Regions from separate parts of the Homo sapiens genome. Here region 1 is linked to region 2. Evidence: read pairs that join two places in POLR2A ChIA-PET (ENCODE). Cell type or tissue: PC-9. All regions are shown on one strand. Each heading gives the region's core, and the rest is flanking DNA. Links, peaks and the distances in the headings are about the cores only.

Region 1 (5,989 bases), core at 1,388-3,887, 160 kb before region 2:
GAGAGGGTGTTTCTCCATGTTGCCCAGGCTGGTCTCAAACTCCTGAGCTCAAGAGATCTGCCTGCCTCAGCCTCCCAAAGTGCTAGGATTATAGGCATGAGCTACTGCGCCTGCCCAGAGCCTGCATTCTTTACCTTTACAGTCTAGACCCTGCTCCTATAGATCCCCAGGAAAGAGCAAGACCATCTTTTTTAAATGCCAGAGCCTCAGATAGGAAAGGATGATCTCACCCAGGACTTCATTATACAGATAAGAAGACCAAGGTCCAAAGAAGGAGAGGAACCATCCTCTGACTATACAGAGCTGGGTCTCCTGCTCCCAGAGCCCCTCCAGCTTTACCCCCTGCTCCCCTCCCCTTCCTTCCATTCATGATGACCTCACTGGTCTCTAGGCTGTCGCTCCAACATGCTGAGCTCAATCCTGCCTCAGGGCCCTTGTACTTATTCCCCTGCCAGATCTAGCCTATCATTTCTTGTCTTCATTGACCACTCCATCTATAGTGGCTCTGCGTGTTGCTTTCCTACCTAGGTTTATTTTTATTCCTAGCATTTATCACCTTCTGTCATTATATTACGTATTTATATAGTTTCTTTTTGTCCACTACCTGCCTAGAATATTAGAACCATGAGAGCAGAGACTTTGTTCACAGCTGTATCCCCAGTGCCCAACCCAGGGCCTGGCCTCCATGATGCTCAATATGTGCTTGTGGGATGGATAGATGGGTGGATGAATGGATGGATGAATAAATGGGTGGAGAAATGGATGTATGATATGAGGGAGGAAGGGTGGGATAGATGGATGAATGGATGGGTAGATTAATGAGTGGATGGATAGATGGATGGATGAATGAATGGATGGATGGATGGATGGATGGATGGATGGATAGATGGTTGGATGGATGTTTGGATGGAGGGGTGGGTGGATAGATGAGTGGATGGATGGATGGATGGATGGATGGATGGATGGATGGATGGACAGCTGAATGGACGGATAGATGGTTGGATGGATATTTGGATGGACGGGTGGGTGGATAGATGGGTGGGTGGATGGATGGAGGGAATGAGGAGTGGATAGATGGATGAATGGATGGGTAGATGGGTGGGTGGATGAATGGATCAAGGGAGTGAGAGAGGGAAGGGATGGATGGATAGATGGATAGAAGGGTATACTAATGGGTGGATGAAAGGGTTGACGGATGGAAGGAATGATGGGCGGATGGGTGGGTGAGTGGATGGGTAGATGGGTGGGTGGATAGATGGTGGGCGGATGGACATTTCTCCCAGCGTCGCTTCCCATCCCTGTGCTGTGGGTCTCTCACGTGGCTGCCCTGACTTGCCTCCCCTGGCCCCAAGCCCGAGCAGGGAGCTCTGGGGGCTTCCACATGATTGGGCAGGATTTCTATTTCTCACCCTCCTCTGAGGCTGGGCAGACAAAAGCCTTTGTTCTTCCTCCCTGCCTGGCCCTGCTCCAGCCAGGGTGGGAAGTTGCTGGCAAGTCAGCAACTTAACTTTGCTGCAACTGAACTGAACTTTGAGGCGTAACCTGTCAAGCGAGCCCCGGAGGCTTCTGCGGTCCACAGGGGAGGGGCATGATGGAGGCATGGTGGGGAGCACCATGGCCAGGCACAGAGATGATCCCTATCTGGGTGGACCCCCAAGTCTCCCAGAGTAGATTCATTTTTTGAAGCAAGGAGGGGAAGCTAATAGATGAAGCTGGCTCTGGGCTCTCTGTGGACAGCTGGGGACGGTGTTTCTTTTTGTCCTCCAGAGTTGTTCTGCAGGGTGAGGGGTAAGAAAGGGGGCCGCTACTAAGTGCTCACGGTGGTCCTGTGAGGGGGTGTCACGGTCACCATTGCACAGAGGGGAAAACTGAGGCTCAAAGAGACTAAGTAACACGCCCCCAGGATCACCCGGCTAGAGTATGGAAGGCAAGGTATGGACCTGGACAGTGTGGCTCAGATAAAAATTTCTCATGTCCCATGTCACCCCGTCACACTTGGCATAAGAGCCACAGTTCTTCCCTAACACTGCCTTGCTGGATGAACTCAGGTAAGCCTCTTTCCCTCTCCGGGTCTTAGTTTCTCTCCTCTGTAAAATGAGAGGCTTGGCTGGGCCCTAATTTAGATATTGCAGGATTCTCTGGGTTACTGGGATCACTGGGTTCAACTTCCATAATAATATGAAGTCTCAAAGAAATTCTCAAATTCTCTCACAGTCCTGTGGCCACACCCGGGACCCACAGGCCCATTAGACAGAGCAGCAAACTAAGACCCTGACTGGCACCATCATTTCCTCCAGAGCCCTAGAGTGTGATGGGATCGCTGTGTCTCCGCCTGAACCCTGTCTGGAGTTCCAGGTGTCCGCTTTCCCCCAAGGCTGGGCACTGCACGGGAGAGAGAGTCAGAGAAAGCAGAATCTTGGGCAGGCGCTGCTGACCCATTGGGTGGGAGGTCTAAGAATCAAGGCTGCAGGATGGGGGATGAGGTGGGGGGGCCCTTTTCTCTGGAGTGGGACCCTCCCTTGGAAGCCAAACTGAATGGTCAACCATTACTCTGCTGGGCTGTCACTAACCACTCAAAACCAGTGGCCACTTGCCAATCTTCTGTCTTTGTCCAGGGCAGAATTGAATCTTGTTCAAATAAACTCAAAGGCCAGGTAGTTCACTGAAGCAATGACTGGAGAATTTGGCACTCTCCAGCCTGCCAGCCCTACCCAAACATCCTCAAGGTATCTGCATAACCAGCTCATTGCCCTGCCTACTCCAACCAGAGAATGTGGGAAGAAGCCCAGGACCTCTGTGCGGTGGTGGAGGCCCGCTTGGCTGCTCCTGACCTGTGTCTCTGGCCTCTTCAGCCTTTCCTCCAAATTCCACTCTGTGCACAAGCTGCTGGTCACCTCCCTGCACATGCTGTGTGGCTTCTGGCCTCGGGACCTCTGCACATGCAGTCTCCTCCACTGAGTTCTCCCAGAAACAGGCCCTCAGACACGAATTTGAGTGCAAGGAGTATATTTTGGGTGGTGATCTCAGGAAGCACCCATAGCAGGTTGGGTAATCAAAATAGGGAAGAAAGAAAATAAAATAAATGTTATTAAACCAATCACCGCTGTGGGCAACTAGACCTCAGACCCACCAGGGAACTCTGGGAGACAGCGAAGAGCATGCGCTTCAGTCATTCCAACCCAGTTGCAAGGGAAGAGATCATGTATCTTCCGACTTCCCCCAGTCGTGAGCTGCGGGCTAATTCCAGGGGCTAGTTCCAACTCTCTGGAACTTCTAGCTGAGCGTGCACCCATGGCCAAATGAAAGCACTTAAGCAGACATCTGCAGTGAGCGAGAGTGGGCATCTGTCTAGGGGACGCGGGCCGGGCAGCAACAGCATCTGCTACAAATGTTTCCTGGTTCCTGACCTTTTGCAACCTGACTCCTACCTACTCTTCAAAGCCCATCTCAGATGTCACCCCCTCGGGGAAGCCTTCCCTGACCCTCCTAAATCAGTCAATCACTTCATGAGTTTCTAATATCTGCATGAATCACAGTGGATTGTAATTGCCTGTCCCACAGGGGAGTGAACAACTTAAGGTCAAAGGTTTTACATCTTGGGCGTTAAGAACATGCATGTCACGCAGTCTTGAGTTCTGCTCTCCTGGCCCCTCTGAACAAACTGTGGTCTCCTATCTGTCCCCAGGGCCTGGTTGTTATTGGGCCCTCAGTGAACGTCCAGATAAAGGGATTGGAATGGCAATTTCAGCTCATTGACTTTTCCTCTTTCCCCTGAACTTTCCTGGTATTTCCATGATGGATGTTGTGGTTCAGCTAATGGGTCCCGATTCTAAATCCTCTTCAGAATCACTAGGATAGCATTTAAAAAACTTTGGGGGCTGGAGCCCCATCCCCCTGAGATTCAGATTCCGTTACTGGGATCACTGGCTTCACCTTTCATAATAATATGAAGTCTCAAAGAAATTCCCAAATTCTCAACCGGACAAGGGCATGCAGGGAGTGAGTTTGTCATGAAGTCCTACGGGGAGAGGGCCAGAGGGCAGGCAGCCTGGAGTCCATGCTGGGAGACAAATGTGGAGGAAGCAGAAATTAGAAATTAAAAGAAATGAACTGGACATATGGGCAGCCACATGGTTAGAGCTTAAAAACAAACATAGAAAAAAGGGAACATGGTGGAGCAATGTTTTATTACAATACGATGTAAATGGCTGAGAACCACAATGAGACTGTGCCGTCCTTAGGAAGGGGCTGTCAGACTCAGCTGCCCACTAGATTTGCCTGGTAACCCTTAAAGATTCCTATGCCCATGCCTACCCCCAAAGCCACTGCAGTGGAATCTCTGGGGCGAGATCCAGTATTTTTAAAATGCGAAGTCTGGGCTGAGAACTGCAGAACACGGGAGAACAGCTATCTCAATTCTTTGTCCTCAGAGGGGAATTCATCCTGTAATAATGTTACAAGGGTAAATGGAAAACCAACTATATGCCAGGCACTGTGCTCAGAGCTTTGCACACATTACCTACCCTTGTGGGGAGAGTTCTTTTATAATCCCTACTTCATAGATGGGGAAACTGAGGCACAGAGTGGTGAAGTCGGTGACCAAGGACTCACAGCTATTCAGTAGCAGAGCAGGCTTGTCCTCAGTACCCGGGGCTGCAAGTCTGGCAAAGGAGTCCTTGGCACCTCCCTCCTGTGTGCTCCAAAATTGCTCTCTCTGACGCCCTTTGACTCACTTGGTTCAGCAACCGCAAGGAGTTGTTGTTTCCCATAAATTCCTCATGGTCTTTTTTTTTTTTTTTTTTTAAACCTCAGCGCACAGGCAAACCCCACATCATGAAGGCTGATCGGCTTTTGAAGGCGAGACCTTCATTCTAAAGGTCACAGCTGTATGAGCCGTGTTTATTAGAGCTTATTTTAAATTGCTCCCTCAACCCTGTGAAAGGCGGGAAGTCTTAAAATTACTTCTCCCCAAAACTGGCGCCACCCAACCCTGGAAGTTCTCTGACTTGTTTCATAAGGAATTATTAATTATGATTTGTTTTTATAATTGTCCACTTGGAGTCTTGGATGACACACGCTCAGACTTGCCCATCCTTTTTTAAAAGAAGGAATCAAAAGTTCATGGAAATCAGTTATATTTAATGAGTGGAATTACTTGGGCTCAGTCCTGGATTAACTGTGTGACCTTGGGCAAACCCCTTCCCTCTCTGAGCCTCTGTTTTTCTAGCTGTAGGAGGAAGAGTGTGGATTAATATCTCTCATAGGATTTAGAATATGTATTTCCTGCCAGTCGCCATGGCTCACGCCTGTTATCCCAGCACTTTGGGAGGCCGAGGTGGGAGGATCATTTGAGGCCAGGAGTTTGAGAGAAGCCTGGCCAACATGGGGAAACCCTGTCTCTACTAAAAATGCAAAACTTAGCCAGGCGTGTTGGCGCATGCCTGTAATCCTAGCTACTTGGGAGGCTGAGGCACAGGAATCATTTGAACCTGGGAGGCAAAAGTTTCAGTGAACCGAGATCATGTCACTACACTCCAGCCTGGGCAACAGAGCAAGACCTTGTCTCAAAAAACAAACAAACAAACAAAATATGTATATGTGTGTGTGTGTGTGTATATATATATATATACACACACACACACACACACACACACATATGTATATTTCCCAGACCATAAATATGCCAGGGGTATATGAAGAGGTTTTAAGTTGTACATGGATGGACATTTTATAAGTTGTATTTTTTATTTCAATTCTTAAAATTTCATAGTATTACAACATTTCATTTGTAAATGCAGACATTTCTTATTGTTAGGATGGTCAATGAGGAGGAGGAGCTCTGCTTCATGCAGTCAGTCACTCAGGAATCTGACAGATGGGGGCTCAGTCATCTGCAACAGGTAGCTTCCAAGGTCTCCCTGAGGATCAACATCCAGCCAGCTGCCAGAAGAGGTGATAGAGGAGAAACCCATGCTCAACCAGCTCAGCC
Region 2 (5,989 bases), core at 1,861-4,360:
TGCAGTGAGTAAATGCTGGCACTGTGCTTTCTGTGCAGCCTGCAGAACCATGAGCCAGCCAGGTAAACCTTTCCTTTATAAACAACTACCCAGCCTCAGGTATTCCTTTTTTTTTTTTTTTTTTTTTTTGAGGCAGGGCCTCACTCTGTCCCCCAGGCTGGAGCAGTGGTGCGATTGTGGCTTATGCAACCTCCACCTCCCAGGCTCAAACAATCCTCCCACCTCAGCCTCCTGAGTAGCTGGGACTTACTGGTGCATGCCACCTGTATTTTGTATTTTTAGTAGCTACTTTTTGTATTTTTAGTAGAGAAAGGGTTTCACCATGTTGGCCAGGCTTGTCTCGAACTCCTAACCTCAAGTGATCTGCCCCCTTCAGCCTCCCAAAGTGCTGGGATTACAGGAGTGAGCTACCCCGCCCAACTAATTTTTGTATTTTTTGAAGAGATGCGGTTTCACCATGTTGCCCAGGCTAGGTTTTCCTTTATAGCAATGCAAAATGAACTAATACAATTAGTAAATATGAAAATAGAAATATCTTTATTTTATATGTATATTATATTGATGTATTTTTCTGGTTATCAATTGCTGCATGACAAACTACCTCAAAACCTAGTGGCTTAAGCCAGGTGTGGTGGCTCACGCCTGTAATCCCAGCACTTTGGGAGCCGAGGTGGGCGGATCGCGAGGTCAGGAGATCGAGACCACCCTGGTTAACACGGTGAAACCCCGTCTCTACTAAAAATACAAAAAATTAGCTGGGCGTGGTGGCGGGTGCCTGTAGTCCCAGCTACTCGGGAGGCTGAGGCAGGAGAATGGCGTGAACCTGGGAGGCGGAGCCTGCAGTGAGCCGAGATCATGCCACTGCACTCCAGCCTGGGCAACAGACGTAAACACCGTCTCAAAAAAAAAAAAAAAAAAAAAAAAACCTAGTGGCTAGTGGCTTAAAAACAACAATTATTTATACCACTCACAGTTCTATGGGTTGACAGCTTAGCTGAGTGGCTCTCACATGGGGGTCTCTCATGCAGTTGGCTACTGGAGCAGGAAGTCCAGAACTGACCCAGCATCATTTCCACTATTTTCTATTGGTCAAAACAGTCACAAGGTCAAGCCCAGGCCAAATTCAAGGGGGCTGAGGATTAGACCCCCTATCTCAAGGAGGAGTGGCACACACATATGGGGAGGGAAGGAATTGATGACAGTCATCTCTAAAGTCAAGCTACCAGGCTGGCCAACACAGTGAAAGCCTGTCTCTACTAAAAATACAAGAATTAGCTGGGTATGGTGGCACATGCCTGTGATCCCAGCTACTCGGGAGGCTGAGGCAGAAGAATCACTTGAACCCGGGAGGTGGAGGTTGCAGTGAGTCAAGATCGTGCCACTGCCCTCCAGCCTTGGCAACAGAGCAAGACTCCATCTCCAAAAATATACACAAAAATAATAAAGTCAAGCTAATATATATCATACTGTCCCTCTCCCCACCCCTCCCCCATATCATTCCAGGATGTCTCCCTCTTCTTTGTAAGGAATGTCACTGAGGAAGTTCATCCCAGTTGAGGTGGGCTTTTTTGTTGTTGTTGCTTGTTTAACATCCGTTCCACTTCCCATGCCAGTATCCCAAGCTTCCTGTGGAGGAGCTTCAGGTCAACCACAGTGCCTTGTCCTCTACTATTCTGTAAATGGGTATGTAACCCAGGCCAAGCCAAACAAACCCTCTCTGAAATTTCAATCTCAAACAGAATGACAAAAAAAAGTTCTGAAAGAAAGTTTGCAGTGGAAACTGTGGATGACTCTCACCAGGCTATTATATCCCAGGAGCAGGGATGTGCCTGATTTGTCTAAGCCAAGGTTTCTCAATATCAGGACTGTTGATATTTGGGGAGAGTTCATTCTTTTCTGTGTGCAAGGGATGGGAAGGAGCTGTCCTGTCCATTATAGGATATATAGATGCAGCCCCAGATTCTACCCACGAGATGCCACTAGCACCTCTCCTAGTTATGATAACCAAAAATGTCTTCACACGTTGTCAAATGTCCCCTGGGGGCCAAAATCATCCCTTGTGCCTCTTGCTGATGATTGGTTCAGGAGTGAACAGGCCCAAGCCAGTTTTGCCCAATAGGACACCAGGGGAGCTGGCTGCAGTGGCTTACACTTGTATTTCCAGCACTTTGGGAGGCTGAGGTGGGAGGATCATTGAGGCCAGGAGTTCAAGTTCAGCCTGAACAATATAGTGAGACCCTGTCTCTACAAAAAAAAAAAAAAAAAGTTTTAATTACCTGGGTGTGGTGGTGCACTCCTGTAGTCCCAGCTATTCAGGAGGCTGAGGTGGGAGGATTGCTTGAGCCCAGGAGGTTGATGCTGCAGTGAGCCATGATCACGCCACTACACTCCAGCCTGGGCAACACAGTGAGACCCTGCCTCAAAAAAAAAAAAAAAAAAAGACACCAGGATAGATTTCTTGGGGACTTCTGGCAGTAACATTTCCTTACTCTCAAGAGAGAGCTATGGGGAGACACTCCCTCTCTTTCGCACTGGATGATTTAGCAAATGATCTTACCGTCATAATCACTACTGGCAGCGTGCCCCGTTTTGCAGCCACAGGGAACCAGTTTTCAGATAAAGCCAACACATGGATAGTAATGGGAAGAAAGAGAGAGAACCCTGGATCTCAATTACATTCTTGAACCTCTGAATCAACCAACCTTGGTGTTGCCCTTCCTACAATAAACTCCCTTACTGCTTAAGCCAGGTTGAGTTGAGTTTTCTGTTACTTGCAGCCAAAGCGTCCTGAGTGCCGCACCCTCAGAGCTGAAGAGCACACTCGTGAGTTGATGCCAGCAAGATCCCCCAGCGCATCATGTGGCCAATTCTTTCTAAACTTGGTTTCAGAGCTTTCTTGCTCCATTTCTAAAAAGCACCTTATATCCTTCTAACAAATTCCTTTTCTGTTTCTGTTGGTAAGAACCAGTTTCTTTTTCCTTCTTTCTTTCTTTTCTTTTTTAGACGCAGTTTCGTCCTTGTTGCCCAGGCTGGAGTGCAGTGGCGCCATCTCGGCTCACTGCAACCTCCACCTCCCAGGTTCAACCGATTCTCCTGTCTCAGCCTCCCGAGTAGCTGGGATTACAGGCGCCCGCCACCAGGCCCAGCTAATTTTTTGTGTTTTTAGTAGAGATGGGGTTTCACCATGTTGGCCAGGCTGGTCTTGAACTCCTAACCTCAGGAGATCCGCCTGCCTCGGCCTCCCAAAGTGCTGGGATTATAGGCATGAGCCACCACACCCGGCCTGACCAGAACCAATTTCTGTGATATGCAATGGAAGAATTCTGTTACCTCAGTTGGCTAATTTCAGCAAAAAGCCCCAACATTCTTAGTCATCATAAAACTCGTTTGCTGAGTATGACTGACTCACCTGGTATTTCATAAAGTGCTACTTATGAGACCCACAAGAAAGATTAAGCCTCATGTGAACAGGCTGATGGGAAATCCACACAGAAAATATTTTGATAAGTTCTAAAGCAGCACCACATGCTTTAGAAGGTCATGCCAAAGGCAGTCCAATGGGGTCATCCCAGTGCATCCTAAGGACCACCAGCTCCAGCAGGAGAATTAGGTAAAAGGGCAAGGAGAACAGCACACAGGGTCACAGAGACCCTGGCTCCACCACCAGCTCGCTCTGTAACCCTGTGGGAGTGAGTTGAGGGAGTGCGTTGCTTCTCCCTCTGAGCCTCAGTTGCCTCATTTGTCAAACAAGCATTCACTTCTCAGGGCTGATGTGAACTTTAACTGAGGTGACACATGTCTAACTGGTTCAGGGGTACGTCTCAACTTGTTGAGGTGTAACTACGAAACCACTTTATTTTTACAATAATTGCTACCAAATGGTCTCTGTTGAAATTTCCTTTTTCCCTCTGGGGAATGATCAGAATAACAGAGTAGTGGTAGTAGAGGCAGGAGCAGAGGTAGCGGCAAGCTCCCAGGTGGCCCCGCCTCTGTGCCAGGCACTTGCCTAAGCTCTTGGCATATATTACTCACCAAATCTTCACAATGAGCTTCTGAGGTAGGGACCAATAGTTATCTCCATTTTACAGAAATAGAGAAAAAAGAACTTAAATGAGTTGCCCAAAGTCACGGAGCTATTAAAGAATGGGCTTCCTCAACCAGCCTCTCAACAATTCCATAGCATGCCTGACTGACTCTTTGGTTACCAAAGCTGTCTATTTCAGGTCTTAAAACCCAAATCTCCTCCAATTAGAATGTCAGTCTCAACCAGTGAAGCACAACGAGACCCAGTCTCATGGTCATGATGTCGAACAAACGAAGACAGACACCAAAAAGCATGCACGGCATGATTCCATTTATGTGAAGTTCAAAAACAGGCAAAAGCAATCCAGGGTGTTAGCAGGATAGTGGTCACCCTTGGCAAAGGGTAGTGACTAGGAGGGTTACTAGGTAGCTTTCTGAGGGGCTGGGAGAGTTCTGTATCTTGATCTGGGTGCAGGTTATGTGAGCATGTTTAGTCTGGGGAAATTCACTGAGCCGTGCACTTATGATATATCTGTGTGCATGTACACACATATACTTTTCTGTATGTGTTTTATAGTTCAATATAAATTTCCTTGGAAAAAACTTCATTCTCAGATCTGATTCAAAGTTCTTTTAGATCCCCTGGCCCCATGTCACCCAGTTCAAGCCAGACTCATGATTCTAGTGGCTTGGAGCTGGGACAATGGGTAGGGGGAGCAGGAGAAGCAAGACGTGCTCTCTTTCCCCTTCTCCTTGACGCCCACGGTAGAATGGGCATAAGGATGGGCTGCCATTCTGCTGAAATGGCTCCACAGCGAGCCGTGAAGGAAGGTGGCTGACCCCAACTGCTGAATGACCTTTGAACTTAGGCCAAGAGACTCAGAGCACCCCTAACATCATCCTGTTGCACATGTAAAGTGCCTAGCACAAAGCAGGTGTGTAATGGGGGGGGAGGTGCTAGATGGAGATGCAATATTTTTGATATCTTGAGGACTAAAAGTCGGGATGATCTGCTCTTTCAAATATGCCAGAAATTTTTGGATTCATAATCAGTTGAATAATTGATTTCTATTTGAAGCCTTTTAGTTAGACAAAAGGAAAAGTGATAAGTCTGCCATCTTCATCTGAGTTCCTCCAGAAGCCAACTCTGAGACAAGGATTTAAATGCAAGTAATTTATTCCTGAGGAGATCCTTGGAGGCAGCAGGTGAGGAGTGGGGAAGTGACCACGAAGTTTCTGATTTAGGACAGTGGTGAAAAGTTGATGCAGGTGGCTTCTAAAAGATCTTGACTTCCAAGGCAACTAGGGCTCTGGGGAAGGAATATGGCTGAACTTCAGACCCATAGGGCTACAGGAAGATAGAGACAGAAGACAAAGACCATGTACCAGTTAGCATGCTCTCAACTGCAAGTAGCAAGCCAATCCAAAGTGGCTTAAACAGTAAAAATGCTCCTGATGTCTTCAAATAATGTCTTCAAATAATGTCTGGGAAGGGACATGAATGAGCATGTGGGCCAGTGGGGCTCAAACCCACCCATGTAAGGGCCATGCCTCCACATTGCCATACCTGAGAAGCAAGGAGCTGGGGTATTTATCTCTTTCGCACTTTGGGAGGCTGAGCGGGCGAATCACCTGAGGTCAGGAGTTCAAGACCAGCCTGGCCAACATGGTGAACCCTGTCTCTACTAAAAATACAAAAAGTTAGCTGGGCGTAGTGGCACATGCCTGTAATCCCAGCTACTTGGGAGGCTGAGGCAGGAGAATCACTTGATCCCAGGAAACAGAGCTTGCAAAGAGCCAAGATTGTGCCACTCCAGCCTGGGCAACAGAGTGAGACTCTGTCACCAAAAAAAAAAAAAAAAAAAAAATTGATAAAAAGAGAAAGAGAGAGACAGAGACCTCAGAAAGACAGAGTGAAAGGGAGGGGTTAGAATAAAGGGAGGATGAAGATCGAGATGAAGTGACA

What was found. Peaks named below come from ENCODE experiments on the same cell type or tissue, not always from the same donor. Only the 100,000 strongest peaks of a DNase experiment are listed, where the experiment ranks them.
Region 1: POLR2A ChIA-PET joins it to region 2 with 9 read pairs; 2 of 35 experiments call an interaction of 5 or more read pairs at or near these places.

The regions. Positions count from the first base shown.
Region 1 is chr20:50,329,306-50,335,294 of GRCh38, forward strand. No RefSeq gene overlaps it. Among named protein-coding and RNA genes, the nearest start is that of LINC01271, 11 kb to the left of the region's middle. In PC-9, for the core only: no CTCF peak of the experiment used is centred there; DNase peaks (open chromatin) are centred at 1,486, 2,726 and 3,476; H3K27ac peaks cover 2,419 bases.
Region 2 is chr20:50,489,785-50,495,773 of GRCh38, forward strand. No RefSeq gene overlaps it. Among named protein-coding and RNA genes, the nearest start is that of PTPN1, 18 kb to the right of the region's middle. In PC-9, for the core only: no CTCF peak of the experiment used is centred there; a DNase peak (open chromatin) is centred at 3,397; H3K27ac peaks cover 1,899 bases.